Regions from separate parts of the Homo sapiens genome. Here region 2 is linked to region 1. A link is a contact called in ENCODE Hi-C or POLR2A ChIA-PET data. All regions are on one chromosome and are shown on one strand. The core of a region is the stretch at or near the end of the contact, and the rest is flanking DNA. Distances in the headings are between cores, read along the strand shown.

Region 1 (2,961 bases), core at 246-2,745:
GTGGAGAACACTGAGCATTTTTGAGGGAAGAGGCTTTGAAAACGTAGGGGATTTCTCATCCTTTAGAGTAATTATTCCTCATGAAAAATTTTTTGGAAAGGGCATCTGTTGAACTTATTGCTTCACTTGTAATTTCCTCTGTGTATGTGGTCTAGCAGCAGTTATAATAACTCCATACCCCACCATTGTCCTTTCCTACCAACATAGGGGAAAACCTGCTCATTCGTTTTTCCATTGTTTGGCTTATTTGTATTGAAAGGAAAGTGTCAGCTGAGTTTGTTAAAGGACATAATTTGAGATTGACTGGGTTACATTTCAGCCATCAAGCCACTTTGATTAGCATATGTCATTCATCTAGTTTCTGAGGTGTCTATCATGGTACTGTCAAAGTCCTCAAAACGACCTAAACACTAATAATGCTTCTTTGTGGTTTCTATGGCTTGTGTTGGAGTGAAGTGGTCTATTTTTTCTTATATGTAAGACTGGCAAATTCTAGTTGTGCTTTCATAAGTATTAGGACAGTGCTTGCTATTTTTTGTTCGTTAAAGTTATTTTTGGGTTTCTGGAAGTGTATAAGGGAAAATATGGGAAGCTAGTATTGAATGATTAACTGCCTACTAAATGCCTGGTTCTATTCTAGCAACATATATTATTTAATCATCACAAAAATATGTGAGCAAACTGAGCCTCCCTAAGTAATTAGGCTTAGAGAAATCGAATAATTCCTAAATGTTTACACAACTAGCAAGTAGCAAAAATGTCTTATCTCAAGAGTCTGTGCTATTCAAAGTAGCATGGGTTCTTAGCTTAAAAACAAACTTGTTTGTGATATATAGTAAGCCGTTTCCCCCAGACTGTTTTTTTAGGGGCCCAAAGAGGTTTTATTTTATGTTCTTCAAGGAACATAGATCATGGTGTCCTCTGCTTTTGTAAGTCCCTCTGTAATCTGAGCCTGATAAGCACTGAATAATAACAGGAACACCATCACTGCTGCCACCAACAACTTTGAAAACAGGAACTGACATTCCTTGAGCATGAACAATGTGCTGGATATTGTCCTTATCTATTCGTGTGTGTTAACCTGTTTGAAAATAACTCCGTGAGGTGTGCATACTTCTATCATTCCCATTTTGTAAATGAGGAACATGGGACAGGTTTAGAGTTAAGTAACTTACCCAAATCAAACAATAAACTAGTAGTAAAGTTGGGGTGTGAATCCATATACTCAGGAGAATCCACATTTTTGTCTACAATACTATACTTCTTCAGTAAATATTCATGAGTTGAAGAAAACCAATTCTGATTAAGTGAAGCTGAAAGGGAATTTATTATATTAGGAAGACATAAAGAAGCTCACTGAATAAGTAGGAAGCCTTGCTTGGAAAAAAAGCAGGACCATGAGGGAATAAGGAGCAGAGAACACAGTCAGATTGTGCCACAGGAAGAGCTTGGGCCCAGGGCCACTGCTGGTGCTGCTCCTACTGGCCAGCACAGGTACCACACTGTTGGCTGGTGGCTGGCCCCTGGGACACTGGACTTTTGGATCTCCTGCTATTGCTGATGCCACAATAATAAAGAAAATATCTAACTATTCTTTCATCTTTGCCTCACTCTTTAAGATTCAAAGGCCTGAGTAGAAGCAATCACTTGATAGAGCCCAGGTCACATTTTAAAAAGACCAGATTTGGTATAACTTTTGATTTAATTGTTCTGATATATTTTGGGCAGAATGGTAACAGAAAGAAATGACAACTTTCCACCTGTTGAACCTTAAAGATTAAGATATTTTCTCAGAAAAACTTGATCCTGTTATGTGGTAAAATAGGCCAGTAAAATGATTTTAGAAATTGGCAGTTAAAGAATGAGAAGACATTGGTTGCATATTTGTAAATCCAGTTATGCTCTAAGTGACCACTTGCAGTTCATTCTGTTTGGATCATGGATTAAAGAGTATAACTTCCAAATGACTGAATCATAAAATACCTCTGGTTTTCGTGGTTAATTTTAACTATACTTCAAGAAATTCACTTGGCATCAGAAGGTAGTACTCTAGAAAAAGGATGGTGTTTTTTTGTTCACAAATATGGTCGTGATCAGTGTTTTAAGAATTTGTTTTACAGGCCAAAGTTCACTTTAACAACTGCTGTAATAAAATACTTTCCAGCCTTGTCTGATGGCTCACTGATTGTAAGCAGTAATCCAACAGAACTTTGGTTACTGGAACTGGGTCAGGCCATGAAATAAGATTTGACTTTTATAACACAACACTTAGTGGAAATTCATTTTACTAGAATTCTGAACTTAATAATTAAACTTTTTGAGTGCTTATAACATGTCAGGCAGTATGCAAAGTACTTTGTATATCTCTCTCTCATTCCTGGTAACCCTGTAAAGTAAATATTATTGACACTTTAAGGATGGAGCTGATGCTGACAGAAATAACTTGCCTAAGGTCCCACAGGAAATGATGGAGTTGGGTTTTAAATCTGCATTTGTCCTACTCTAAAGCCTGCTTTTAATGACAACACTATTTTGTGGAAGAAAATCATTAATTAAATCACAAGTTAACTTGGATTAGCGTTCTTGGATTTTTAGATCAGAAGATTTTCCTTGTCACTTGTTCTTAGAAAACAAGTTTCTTTTTTTAGATTCAATAACTTAAGAAATGTCATTCCATCCAATTCATTCTCTGAATTAAAAGAATATAATTTTTTTTTTCGCTCCATAGTCTATTACTATTTTTAACATTCTTACACAGGTTGTCATATTGGAGGCATAAGTAGGATGATTTTCTCCCAGGTTAGGTAGATGGGCAGGGTAAGGTAGGTGGTGTGGCATCTCAGATCATCCCTAGTACTCAGAACTGCACGTTATTAAGGATCTGTGAAAATAGTCTGTTCTTTATTGAACCTTCTGTGGGTACCATCTCTCAGTGGTAACAAACTTTCTAAACTTACTGAG
Region 2 (2,961 bases), core at 81-2,580, 630 kb after region 1:
GCAAAGTGCATCTATGATAGACTGTAACCTTACCAAAACTTTTCTCCTTTTTCTGCATGAGTTGACTTAGGCGTGTCTGAGTTGCAGCAGCTTCGCATTGAGCACCAAACCCAAAGGTAGAAGTAGAAGGGGGTCTCCTTGATTTCGCTTAAGTGTGGACCTGGTGCGCAGCCTACACCGCCGAGGACCGACTATTGTGAAGCCACTTTGGGAGCGGGTCGGAGTGGCGGCAGGGGGTGGGGGAAGGGATGAGGACGGCCAGACAAGACAGGGCGCACACACGGAGCCCCTCGCAGTGTGCAAAATGATGGCGAATGACAAAGCCACATGCTTCCCTAACTCTGCCCGTAATCCTAAAATCCCAGCGGCCCCTTTTAGCTTCCTGGTAACAAATGGATTTGATTAAACTGTCACATGCAGCGTTAGCATAGCATATCATGTTCAATATGAAAAAGATCATAAATCTGACTTGTATTTCATAACAGCAATCTGAGTAGTCCCCGTAAAAAATGTGCTGCATCAGTTTGAATCTCAATCTATTAGGATATAGGCACCTTGGTCCAGGGACCTTCCCTCTTCTAGCCACTTCTGCCCCTACCCGCCTGCCCCCCCCCCCCGCCCCCATGCCCAAACACAGCCACTTTTCCACGGCAAAGGAACAACATTTTGTTATTATGGCTGCGTGGAGAGAGGCAGAAGCGTCAACAAGGACCAAAAGATTGTAATATCAACTCTTTAAGAAGTGGGGGTTCATGAATTCCAGCAAGTAAGGGGGAGGGGTCCGGAAACCCACCCAGGACTGAATTCTTTTCCTATGGGCTGGGAGCAAACACTTCCTAATTCCAAACTCTCCCTGCCCCTCTCTCCCCGGGAGTCAGGGGTGTGGAAATACTGCAGTTCATGGTGAACTTTGACTATTATCCACTCGAGTCGTACTTGAGACGTTCCGCGCCGCAGCCGCTCTCCCTCCTTCCATCAACATCTTCCGCCTGCATCTATTTCATGTCTCATCATAAAAATAATGAAGCCTCACATGATTTAAACAAAACCGTCTCAGTAGAGCTGCAGCCCGAGTGAAAGTTGCAGTGCGGAGCTGGGTTGCAGCTCCAGTTTATGCCTCATTAGCAGAGGTTGGGGAAGAAAAAAATACCCACATCCGCACACGCACGCGCGCACCCGCAGACACACACACCACAAATAAGCCGACGCGTGTGTACACAGTTGCTGCACTTACCTTCTCAATTAAGCGATACAGGGGGAGGCCGTTCAGTAAGCACAGTGGCTGCTTTGTAGCGCTTCTCCTTGGGAAAGGTCAAAAAGAAGCATTGTTTGAAAAAAAAAAAAAAGACGGGGGAGGGAATGTCTATTTTTTTTTAAGTTTAAAATAATGAGGTCCTCAAGGATACGCCAAGCAATGGTGTTGACCGCATCTGAGCCACAGGTGTCCTCCTTTTAGGCAACTGCAGTCCGAGGCTGTCTCTCTCCGTCCTGGTTCAAGACAACTTACCCCAGCAGCGTGCGAGGAGCCGAGCTGAAGGAAGCTCCGGCTCTCAGCTGCAAAATGCAATCCCTTCCCAGCCAGACATAATACAGCCAAAGAAAAGGTCACTCAGTTATTAGTGAGCCGGCGGAGCCCAGGCAGCGCTTGTCAAGACCACAGAGAAGCAGCTCCCTTCCGATTTAAGACTATTTACCTCTCGCCCCCACCCCTCCCCTCTTCTTTCCTTCTCTCCCTCCCTCTCTCGCTGGCTCCCTCGCTCGCTCTCGTGTGCCTGTTCTGCAGCTCAGTCAAGTACAGCCGCCCTCGGAAAGTGCAAAGCAGCCACGAGACAGATCGGGCTTTGTTGCTAATTTCCCAGGGTGAAAATTTACAAGCCTGCGAGTGCAGTCAGCACAACCACATGCATATGCTACTCACAAACGCTGGGGACAAACCCGCACACAAAATGTGACCTCTGCAGGAGTCGACTGAGGAAGGACCCTACCTCCTGGACCAGTCCAAAAGAAGAACTCCTGCGAGAGAGCTCCGGAGGAAAAGGGTAGGGTTCCTAAAATAACCAGGGCATTTTGGAATAGGTGGCTACATTTAAAGCAAATTGCCTTCCAAAGCCATTTCTGAAGCTACCAATTATGGAAATTAAAATAAAAGCAAGAGAATCAAACTGCTACCAGAATACCCTGGAAAAAGCACACAACCCTCCCCTTTAAGAAATGCCTGGAGGTGGCTGCAGTCGCTGGTCTGTCTGTGACTTCCATTCATGAACTCTCTGAAGTCGCTGCTCCGCAAGTCCGCCACACAAGCCTGGTTCAGGGGATCACACACACACTCTCCTTCCTCCCTTCCTCCCTTCCTCTAATGGCCCAAGACCCAAACTGTGAACTTGTTCTCCATTCACTAATGCTGACCCCCACCACCACCACCCCGAAACACACTTCCTGCAATTACTTGAATTCCTTACTATTTAAAACTCACACGCTCCAATGAAAAACAGCCAACAGCACTGAGAAACATGTTTTCAGGACTAACTTGGTCAAAGAACCATAGTTTCTGCACCATTACTGCTTTGTCTTCACAGGCTTGTTTTAAGGCCTTGACAGATTTTTTTTTTTTTTCTAATAGGTCCCATTCTCTCTAACCTCCTCTCCTCTTAACTTTCCTTGGCATCTATAAAGGCCACTGGTAGCTTTAAAATACCTTATTATTTTTCTAAGTTTTCAAACTTCAAAGTCACCCTCTGTTTGGGCTGCTCTTAAAGTACCCTCACCAGATTTTACAAAGCTTTGTCAGAGGTCAAGCTTAAAAATGGTCCACATTTGAAAGACACTCACTGAAATGTTTAAGAGCCAAGAAATATTCAATTGTTGAACTACAAAAAACTTTTTTTCTTCTCTTCACCATCAGTTTTAATCTAGCTCTAGTTTTAAAAAAAAAATCAAAGCACCCCCCCCATGAGTATTTAA

Evidence for each region. A loop is a pair of places that touch in the nucleus more often than their neighbours do. ChIA-PET counts read pairs that join two places held with the same protein, here RNA polymerase II (POLR2A). Pooled maps may share reads with other maps.
Region 2: a map of IMR-90 shows a loop between it and region 1 (5-fold over the local background). The contact joins the promoter of LMO3 here to the enhancer-like site in region 1. A Hi-C loop is called at or near these places in 2 of 168 maps with a recorded cell type or tissue (IMR-90 and OCI-LY7) and 2 of 50 pooled maps. POLR2A ChIA-PET finds 5 or more read pairs at or near these places in 1 of 52 experiments (OCI-LY7).

Annotation. Positions count from the first base shown.
Region 1 is chr12:15,977,830-15,980,790 of GRCh38, forward strand. The region is part of intron 5 of DERA (deoxyribose-phosphate aldolase); the gene reads left to right. Among named protein-coding and RNA genes, the nearest start is that of DERA, 68 kb to the left of the region's middle. Within about 2 kb of position 1,496, at least 8 of the 41 ENCODE cell types and tissues checked have a DNase peak (open chromatin) inside an H3K27ac peak, as active enhancers do.
Region 2 is chr12:16,604,832-16,607,792 of GRCh38, forward strand. It overlaps LMO3 (LIM domain only 3), which reads right to left and starts at 1,331. Exons shown (of 4, transcript NM_018640.5): 1 at 1,235-1,331. RefSeq lists an enhancer at 1-265.